Linked DNA regions of Homo sapiens: regions 2 and 3 are each linked to region 1. Evidence: chromatin contacts called from ENCODE Hi-C or POLR2A ChIA-PET data. All regions are on one chromosome and are shown on one strand. The core of a region is the stretch at or near the end of the contact, and the rest is flanking DNA. Distances in the headings are between cores, read along the strand shown.

Region 1 (3,364 bases), core at 217-2,716:
CATCAACAGAATATATCCCAAATACAGTGATAGAAAGACTGCATCAGCTACTTATCTTGTTGATATTCTACATTTCCATCTGGCAATGTTTACAAATGCAACTTAATATTTAGATTTAATATACAAAACAAAATGTATTTGACATTTTGGAAGGGGACTGAGGTTAGATACAGGACTTTAAGAATTACCTCACCGAATTACTCTACCTATTTGAAAAGTTGTATGTCAAAAATATACATAAACGGACTGAAGAATCCATTCAACAGTGACGGCTGGAACCTGATTTTCTTGTGTATTCATGCAGTGCCCGGCACATAGTAGGTTAATACTGACTGAATGATGAATGAGTCCACAGTTTAGATCTTTTTAGCAGCACCTACTGATCTGAAAGCAGGAAATTAGCAAGGATAGATGTTTGAGGTTCTTGTTAGTTGCTTTTCAAATGACGAAGCCACGGGGAGGAGCCCCGCTCTTTTTTACTCAGTAGGTTAAGAATTTGGCTTAACAGTTTAGGGGGTTACATTTTGGTGATCTGTGAGTTGAAAAAGTACTCAATTTCTCACTAAAAAGGGAAAAAAGCAAGCGTGTTGTCACTCGTTATATTATATATATACTTTTTGCTCAGACCAGAGGGAAGGGCTCTGGTGCAAACGTTTCCTGGTTGTGAAACTGTGAGCAAATCACTCTCTTTGTATATGTATTTTCATCTGAAAAAAGGGAATAATGAGTAAACTTTTAAAAAATGCTGGGAATATAGCCATTCCATGTTTGTACAATGAATTTTTCATATAAATTCAATACTAGACGGTTAGGTCGAAATGCACTCAGATACTTAAATTGTATACAAATTCCAGTCCGGGCAGCCTCTTTCACCTCATTCATCGTCCCAGCCACACCTATGGGGCTGGTGTCGGTCCCAGCGGTCGACTCCAGCGCCGGGCTGCCAGAGGCTGGTCCCTGGACGTGTCATCTACAGCCTCGCGCACCCGGGGCAATTCCACCTCGTTTCTGGGGTCCTTGTGGGACATTCCTTCCTACTCTTGGGAGTCAGGTCCCCATAGCTTTTCCTGCCGGCAGAGGGAGGCATTCAAACCTGGCAGGCCCGGTCTGCGAAGCCGGAAGGCCCGCGGGGCCGCGGGAGGGCGGGCGGGGTGCGCGGCGGAGCGGGAAGCACAAGGCGCGCGCTCCCGCGAACGCAGGAGGGAGGCTGGGGGCGCGCGCGCGCGCCGGGCCGAGGGGCCGAGAGGCGGGGTCTTACAGCGACCGCGGGAAGAGGGCGCCCCAGAGCTGAGCCGGAGGCCGGCTGCCAGCGGGGCGAGGGTGGGCGCGAGCGCAGGGGCGGGCCCCGAGGGAGGGCGGGGACGGTGAGGGGGCGGGGTCGGGCTAGGCGGGGACGCGCTCGCGGGGTGGGGAAGGCGGGGGCGCGGCGGTGGCGGGAGCGTGCCCGGTCCCCGCCCCTGTTCCCACTCTCCTTCCACCTCGGACCGGCCGGGGCTCCGCAGAGCCAAAGCTCGCTTGTCCCCGGAACCGCCCTGCTGCCGCCGCCTGCTTCCTCTGCTCGCGGTTAGCCCGTCAGTCCCTGCTCTGTGCGCGCCTCCATCTGGGCCATGGATGGGTAAGTACTAGGCGGCGCGGCGGCCGCACCGGGTTGCCTTGGCGCCGCTTCCACCCGGCTCTCCGCGGGACGCGTAAGGGCTGGGGAGCAGTGCGCGGCGCCGGCGGCCGGAGGAGCGGCCCCGGCCAAGCCCGACGGCGGGGCTTCCGGGCGTCTCGGTGGGGATCCCGGAATCGCGGAGTTGCCGTCCGCCGCAGGCTCTCCTTTCCCCACGCGGCGCCCCGGACACGTCCGCTGCTTCCTAGCCTTACTCGACACACCCGGGAGCAGAGGAAAGCCCGGTCCGGCCGCGGTGCCGAGGTCCGCCCTCCGCGCCCCGAGTCCGGGGAGCCCAGCTCGGCCTCCCGACACTTCCTCTCAGAAAATGGTGCGCGGCGCTGGGGGAGGCGGAGGCGGCGCGCGGGGCGGGCGTCCTCCTGCCGGGGGAGTTGCTGTTTACCGGCGAGGTGGGGCGAGCGGCCGACGGCGGGTGCACGCGTCGGTACACGTCTGGGCGGCGACCTGGTCGCAAGCCATGGTCCCACGCGGGGTCCCAGGGCCGCCGCGGGACTTGGCCGAGGTCTCCCGACTTGTGCTGTGAGATACGTTAACGCTTTCTCGACACCAGGGGTCTGGACTTAGTGACCATGGACGCTTCCCCCTCACCTTTCTCTCTCCCCAAGAAACTTAATGAATTATCTGCCCGTGTATGTAAAATATGATGTACGAGCGATTTTCGGGGGCATTTCAAATGCTCAAAAATTTAATGGGGGTCCGTGACCAAAATAAAAAGATTTAGAGTCTATGTATATAAACTGTTCTCTGGGGACTCAGGGATATGGGGTGGGACTTGACATATTTTGGTAATTAAAGTAACAACTATGTTAGGATTTTGGTGAATTAATTGAAGGTTGTAGTATCTGTACCTACGGATTAAAAAAAAATCTCCAACTCGGTTTATTCCCATTATGTATTTGAGGTTTTTTTTAGCTTGTTACCTACTTTTGATGACAAGATTTCTGTGAGGTTGTGGAATATATGCAACTTGCTAGAACAGTAAAAGTCGTTCACATGTTGCCATACAGTTGATGATATGCTATTTGAAGATGAAATCTTCCAACAGCTTTTGACCTCATTAGATTTCATTTATTTTAGTTTCACAATATTAAGTGTATATGACATTTCGGATTGATTCATTTGAATGCAGATTGCACACTGCTACAGACATCAAAGTGGAGTTTTAGATTTTATTCATGATTGTGATGTTCTTTATTTTTATTTGATTGAAGCTTCAAAAAATTTCTTAAAATTATAACTTTTTTGGGTACACAGTAGGTGTATATATTTTGGGGGGGAATTGAAGCTGTTTTTATTGTTTGATTGAAGTTTCTTCGAGAACATTGTTGAAAACTTATTTCACATTACCTTATTCAGTTGCATTTTATATGTTGAAAAATTTTGTGGTCGTAAAGATTTGTGTCACTAATATTTTGGTTCAGGCAGGCTGTGAATTTAGCATTTCATTATGTGTAGTTAATTGTCTGGAAGGTTTGACTTAAATAATGGAAGCAGGCTATTTTTTTGTGTCGTAAAATGTATAGTTATAATAAAGAGGACTCTTGAATTTTGCGTCTTTGCTGTTAAACTGTAGGATAACTGTGAAGTGCAAACTTACTTTTTGATAGTGTTTAAGAAGTTTACTCTCCCTTCACGCTATTTGTGGTTTTAAAGGTAGTAATGGGTTTATTGGTTTGAATATGCAAGGCAGTT
Region 2 (3,364 bases), core at 635-3,134, 350 kb after region 1:
CCACTTAGGCTTAACAGGCCTCAGCTGTGGCCTGAAAATAAGCTACTGTGGGTTTTGTGTGGACCAGGGGCTTCTTTTTCTCACATTCGTTTGGTACTGGTGGCTGCCAAATGGGAACTGTGAAATGTCAGGGACAGTTGGTGGCAACGGGAAAGCAGGCCTGAGCCAGATGGCCCTTCCTTCATGATCTTGTGTCACTCAGCTGCCTGAACTGGGGACCTAGTCAACCCAAGGCTGGGGTCAGTCTTTTTGCTAAACGAGAGATCTCCAGGGCTTACTGAAGAGCCTAAGAAGTCTTAGGTCCAGACTGAGGGCAGGTAGGGGCGCAGAGTAGAAAGAGGATGGAGGTAAAGAGAGGAGTGATGGATGATGGCGGTGGAGAGTTCACCTCTCTTGTGGTTGAGCGTTCAGTGGCCTGGTTAGAATTGCCGTCTCTCAAGCATACTAAAGTTTGGCATGAGCCATTCTGGGGCCAGAACTGCATGAATATTCCTGAGGGTTTCTGGCCTTCTCTTCAGAAGCTAGAAGGGTGACGCTAGGTTTGTGAAGGAGCAGGGAGAGGCCATTCTGAGCAGGGCCTCTTTCACGTGCAATGTGGGTGAGAGCTTCTGCCATGCCTTCCGTTGTGAAGGGCCTTGAGTCTCTATAGCTAAACGATTCATCATTGGCCAGGTGCAGTGGCTTACGCCTGTAATCCCAGCACTTTGGGAGGCCAAGGTGGGCTGATCACTTGAGGTCAGGAGTTCGAGACCAGCCTGGCCAACATGGCAAAACCCTGTCTCTACTAAAAATATAAAAAATTAGCCAGGCATGGTAGTACATGCCTGTAATCCCAGCTACTCAGCAGGCTGAGGCAGGAGAATCACTTGAGCCCGGGAGGCAGAGGTTGCCAGTGAGCCTAGATCGTGCCATTGCACTCCAGTCTGGGCAAAAAGAGTGAAACTCCATCTAAAAAAAAAAAAAAAGGAAAAGAAAGACAGGACAACAGAATTATGACTGAGATGGAATATTCCACTCACCAAGTGGGTGAGGGCTCTGTGCAAATTTCTCTCTCTTTTTTTTGAGACAGTCTCTCTGTCGCCCAGGCTGGAGTGCAGGGGCACAATCTTGGCTCACTGCAACCTCCACCTCCCCGGTTCAAGCGATTATCTTGCCTCAGCCTCTCGAGTCGCTGGGATTACAGGTGTCCGCTGGCTAATTTTTGTATTTTTAGTAGAGACAGGGTTTCACCGTGTTGGGCAGGCTGGTCTTGAACGCCTGACTTCAAGTGACCCACCTGCCTCGGCTTCCCAAAGTGCTGGGATTACAGGCGTGAGCCACCACACCTGGCTACATTTCTCTTACTTGTAGAAATAAATGTGACATTTTTTAACCTGAGTACAGTGCAGTAAAACTCACATCAGTTATGCTGGTTTCTAAAAACTGCCCATGTTCAGGTGTTCAGAAGGGGGAGCTCTGTGGTCTAACTTGAAGAACCCAATAGAAGGTTCCCATTGCCCCCACATAGCTCCCCTACCACCTCATCTTTGCCTGGCATTTTTGTCATTAGCATTATTCCTGTACTTCAGGTATTTCCTTAAAGAGGAAACCTTTAACCCCCATGACCTGACTGGCATGGCAGACTGCAAGGAGCTGGACCAAGAGCAGTCCTAATTAGGAGACTTTGCTCTTTGTGGTCTCTTTTCTGCATTTGGTAAAACAACCACGTCAGAGGCCAGTTTTGGCTTAACTGCCCCTCAAAGCACATGGTGTGGTGGTGTGCAGCTTCCTTCCGGGGGCCTCTGCCTCCTCTGCACCCCAGAATCTTTTCCTACCACGGAAACTGCTCCTGACCGCTATTGATCTGCATTAGCAAAAGGTGACAGAAGGCCGGGCGCCGCGGCTCATGCCTGTAATCCCAACACTTTGGGAGGCCAAGGCAGGCGGATCTCCTGAGGTCAGGAGTTTGAGACCAGCCTGGCCAACATAGTGAAGCCCCATCTCTACCAAAAATATAAGAAAAATTAGCTTGGTGTGGTGGCAGGTGCCTGTAGTCCCAGCTACTTGGGAGGTTGAGGCAGGAGAATCACTTGAACCCGGGAGGTGGAGGTTGCAATGAGCCGAGATCGCGCCACTGCACTCCAGCCTCTGCAACAGAGCCAGACTCCGTATCAAAAAAAAAAAAAAAAAAAAGTGACACAAGCACAGCGGGTCCCAAGAGTCTCACAGCCTGCCCCTGCCTCCTGACCTCTCCTCCATATTAAGGAGATGGGGAATCCTTCCCAAGTTTCCCGCTTATAATTTCTTGGATAGAGTACTCCTTTTTCAGGAAGTGGAATTGTGAGTTGCTTACTGGAAACTCCCTTCCATTAATCCTTTTTATATCCATAAGCTCAGGCCAAAAATCTCAGTATCATTCCTGATTCCTCCCTTTCTCTCACTCTCCACATTCAGGCCATCAGTGAGGTCAGTCAGTTCCATCTTCATAAGGCATCTCAAACCACAAGGACATACTTTACATAGAAAAAATAAACCTGTGTGTAGTGCATGGGGGCAATTCGCTAGCAGCTTTTCTATTGAAGAAGGCTAAAGAACACAGGAAGTGGAGGTTAAAGGTTTGACTGCGTAGGAACAAAAGTTTAGGTCTCAGGATTTTAAAACGGGGAATAAAGCTGACTTTTAAAATACACAATATTTTCCACTCTTGCTCTGCCACAAGAAAAAAACTTCTTTTTTTTTTTTTTTTGAGATGGAGTCTCACTCTGTTGCCCAGGCTGGAGTGCATTGGTGCGATCTCGGCTCATTGCAACCTCTGCTTCCCAGGTTCAAGCGATTCTCCTGCTTCAGCCTCCCGAGTAGCTGGGATTACAGGCACCCGCCACCACACCCAGCTCATTTTTGTATTTTAGTAGAGATGGGGTTTCATCATGTTGACCAGGCTGGTCTTGAACTCCTGACCTCAAGTGATCCACCCACCTCAGTCTCCCAAAGTGCTGGGATTACGGGTATAAGCCACCTCGCCCAGCCGAGAGAAAAAAAAAAAAAAACTTCCGAGAATTGATATGTGCAGTCTGCACACATATACATCCCAATTTTAGTCAAAAGGCTTGTTGCAGTCAAATCAGACTTCATACAGGCACATAAACTGGAGGGCGGAGTTCAGCCAGGTGGTATCAGTTTCAGGTGACCTGTGAGTTCCCTGGAGGCAGAGTGGTTGAGGTCATATGGTATCAAGGCTGACGGGGGGACAGGGGACTGATGGATCATGAGGACTTGTTCCTTGAGTCTGTAGCTCAGTGGTTGTTCTTCAGGACAGGGACCCTTTTAGTCAAGGCCTGGAAGGGAGTCTTTTCAGAGGAAGGAGGTGTGAATTAGGGAGACGTGG
Region 3 (3,364 bases), core at 230-2,729, 320 kb after region 1:
GAGAATCGCTTGAACCCAGAAGGCAGAGGTTTCAGTGAGCCGAGATCACGCCACTGCACTCCAGTCTGGGCAACAGAGTGAAGCTCTGTCTCAAAAAACAAACAAACAAACAAAACAAAACAAACAGAAAAACCCTTATATTGAGTATTAGGATCTGTTTCTGGGCTAATTTGTCTCTCCTATTAATCTCTGCCAAATCCTGTGTGTTCAACTTTGATTTTATTCTTATAGTTTTATGATATTGTATGAAACTATATCCCATAGTTCTATAATTTTATAATTTTAATAGAGAGCAGAGCTAGTTTTCCCTGTTGGGCTTTTAGTTTTCAAAATTGTTTAGCTATTTGAAGCAGAATTCAGACTGACTCCTTCTATACCATCCAAATCCCTCTCCTCTTCCTCACTAGGGGCTGAAGAAGCTGAACACTCAAGTTCCCAATCTCCTTTGTTGCTCTGGGCAGACAGAAAGTACAGTTCCAGTTAATTAAGCAGAAGTGAGGTCTACTAGGGGAGTTTCTGGGAAAGTTTTTACTTCGCTGATACCGTGAACAACTGTGGCTGTTCCTTCTTTTTCCCCCTCTTTCTGTCTTGAAAGCAGATGTATGCTAACCATCTTGAACTTAAGAACCATTTTGTCAAGTTAAAAAAAAAAGTGAAGGCCGGGTATGGTGGCTCATACCTGTAATCCTAGTGCTTTGGAAGGCCAAGGTGGAAGGATTGCTGGAGCCCAGGAGCTGCAGGCTGGAGTGAGTTATGACTGCACCATTGCACTCCAGCCTGGGTGACAGAGCAAGATCCTGTCTCTAAAAAAAAAAAAAAAAAGAAATTAAGTCAGTTAAGCCAGGCGGCTTTGTACAGCTCTGTGGAATGACAGAACTTATAAAATGTCCTTTCTCTAGAGCTGTGGGGAAAATGAGGCAAATACTGTATGGGCAACCTCCTGAATGTGTTTCATTTATTCATCTATAATAGCAGGGCTTGGATAAATCTTTCCTATATGCTATGTGTGGGGCTAAGAAATGACCTTATTGTCAAAGGTTGATGAATGCACAGATACAGGGTAAGAAGCCAATCTGGAATGATGGTTTCCATTTTCCACTTGAGAGTTTAAGCCTGGGCAGCAGATACCTGCTCTGTGAACTCTTTACATGAGCAACTTCCCAGCACAAATTGTTCTCATTTCCCAGGCTCACATGTCCACCAGTCCCTACTTTCTGAGGATGACTTTTTCTGTCTCAGATTCCCTTGTGTAGGGAACATTCTCTTCCAGTGAACCTGGCTACCCCACTGGAGCTTGTGGCTGTAGGAGACATGCTTGGAGCCAGTTGTTACTACAGGGGCCTGAGATAAGCCAAGGGTACCAGATGACTGTGAATTACAGGCACTGTTGAGTGTGTGCTTTGAGACCAGAAAGAGGAAAGCTTTTTACTCAAAGCAGAAGTAAAACAGGCTTTTGTGGGGGAAGTGGAAATTAGCTGGTAGGAGTTCTTTGTACCACACATATAAAAATAGGAGTGCTCCTGGAGAGGAGTGCAGCTGGCAGGGACCTGTGGTTGGTCAAAGTGATCAGCAACGTTGCTTGCAAGCCAAAACCATGAGTCACCTTCAGTGGAGCCTGGTGTCCTGAATCCAACACTTTCCTTCTTTGTCCCCATAACTGTGACCTCCCTTCAGAGGTTTTCTGAGGAAACTCAAGACCTGTACCCATTGAAATATGGAGGGACAGCCTGACCTCTTAAGCTTAGAATGTTGAGGCCTGAGCTTGCTCTGGGGCTAGAAAGCTCTGATCCTAGGCCGGATAATTTACTGAGTTATTTGTCTTTGTTTTCTTTGTACATTACTCAGCCTTCAGGGCAGGTAGCCAGGACTTTGAGCTTTCAGGGCCCAAAGAAGAAGCCTGCACATCACTTTCCGTCCTGACTTTTTCCTCCTTCACTCTGAGGGATTTGAGCATGCTGCGCTAGGAGAAGAAGTGGTAGAGTGTTTTTGAGAGACACAGTCCTTAAGATTATTCCCCAAGGGAAGGAAAGGATATGCACAGTTTTTAAAATAATGGGGCTCTGTGGCCCACCCTCCATAGAATCTCAGGAAGATGACAGGGTGTCCGGGAGCCATGACTGCATGTTGAGCCTAGAAAGGTCTTTCTGACTCTGGGTATGGAGGCTCTCAGCTCTGGCAAAGATTTCCAGGGGAACAACAGGGATGTCCAACTTCACTCTATAAGCTTGGCCAGCAGGCAACTTGGTGGAAACCTCGTAGATAAGGGGTTGGCCCATAGGTCAAATCTGGGCCGTCGTCTGTTTTTGTATAACCTATGAGCTTAGAATGGTGACATTTTAAAGTGTTTGGGAAAAAAAATCATATTTTATGACCCATGCAATTATATGAAATTCAAATTTCAGTGTCCATAAATAAAGTCTTCCTGGGATACAGTCAAGTTCATTCATTTTCCTACTGTCTACGGCTGCTTTTAAGCAACAATGGTAGAGTTGAGTGGTTGTGACAGAGAGCTGCTTGGATTGCAAAGCCTAAAATATTGACTATCTGTTCTCTACAGAAAAAGTTTGTGGATCTCTGATGTAAACCAATGACCAGACATACCGCATGAATGTTTGGCTTCACATAAACACTCCTGGCCATTAGCTCTGGGACTGGGCATGGGATTTGGAGGTGGGGAAGAGAAGGCAATCCTCTCAACCTCTGAAATTAAATTTCCCACTAGCTGAGCAGAAAGGAAGCTCAGTGTCATGCCTACCATAATTTAAAGTAAGTAAAGCCATATGAACTTTCTGGAACATTCAGGTTTGTGTTGCAAATTGATTCCTATCATGCTTTATCTCATAAGCCTCCCTGGCAAAGACTTTCTATTAGACAATCATGGCTTTTGTTTTACTGGTTCCATTATGGAAGTAACACCCTTAGGTCTCCTCAATCTCAGCGTGTCCAAATCCTACCATTAGAGCCCAACTTAAACATTCTCCCTCCTCTCTGCCCCTAGTAGTCTTGACCTGCTTTTTCGACTTGCAGGTCCACCTAAGATTTTTCGGCATAAACTTACTTTCAGATATTATGACTGGTTTTCCTCAGAGTCTTGGACAATTTCTCCCAAATTAGAAAGTTTTGATGGGATGTCTCCACCCTCTGAATCTTCCCTGGATTCTGTTGCCCACATCACATTATGGTAATTCATTTACAGGCATACCTCAGAGATATTGTAGTTCAATTCCATACCACTCCAATAAGGCAAATATGGCAATAAAGTGAGCCATACAAGTTTTTGGTTTCTTAGTGCATATAAAGTTATGTTTACAAGGGTGTGGTGTCTCTTATCTGTAATTCTAGCACTTTGGGAGGCCAAGGAGGG

What was found. A loop is a pair of places that touch in the nucleus more often than their neighbours do. ChIA-PET counts read pairs that join two places held with the same protein, here RNA polymerase II (POLR2A). Pooled maps may share reads with other maps.
Region 2: a map with no recorded cell type shows a loop between it and region 1 (8-fold over the local background). The contact joins the enhancer-like site here to the promoter of PTBP3 in region 1. A Hi-C loop is called at or near these places in 7 of 37 single-sample maps with no recorded cell type and 10 of 50 pooled maps. POLR2A ChIA-PET finds 5 or more read pairs at or near these places in 3 of 52 experiments (CD4-positive, alpha-beta T cell, CD8-positive, alpha-beta T cell and activated B cell).
Region 3: a loop to region 1 is called in a map with no recorded cell type, with 2.1 times the contacts of the local background. The contact joins the enhancer-like site here to the promoter of PTBP3 in region 1. A Hi-C loop is called at or near these places in 1 of 168 maps with a recorded cell type or tissue (K562), 2 of 37 single-sample maps with no recorded cell type and 2 of 50 pooled maps. POLR2A ChIA-PET finds 5 or more read pairs at or near these places in 4 of 52 experiments (CD4-positive, alpha-beta T cell, activated B cell, activated T-cell and 1 more).

What each region holds. Positions count from the first base shown.
Region 1 is chr9:112,331,721-112,335,084 of GRCh38, reverse strand. PTBP3 (polypyrimidine tract binding protein 3) reads left to right here and starts at 1,466. Exons shown (of 14, transcript NM_001163788.4): 1 at 1,466-1,615. RefSeq lists an enhancer at 422-1,392 and silencers at 1,142-1,461, 1,612-2,101.
Region 2 is chr9:111,985,336-111,988,699 of GRCh38, reverse strand. No RefSeq gene overlaps it. Among named protein-coding and RNA genes, the nearest start is that of LINC02977, 53 kb to the left of the region's middle. RefSeq lists an enhancer at 3,082-3,364. Within about 2 kb of position 1,884, at least 4 of the 41 ENCODE cell types and tissues checked have a DNase peak (open chromatin) inside an H3K27ac peak, as active enhancers do.
Region 3 is chr9:112,010,651-112,014,014 of GRCh38, reverse strand. No RefSeq gene overlaps it. Among named protein-coding and RNA genes, the nearest start is that of LINC02977, 28 kb to the left of the region's middle. RefSeq lists enhancers at 1,055-1,294, 1,335-1,384, 1,625-1,764, 1,875-1,924. Within about 2 kb of position 1,479, at least 30 of the 41 ENCODE cell types and tissues checked have a DNase peak (open chromatin) inside an H3K27ac peak, as active enhancers do.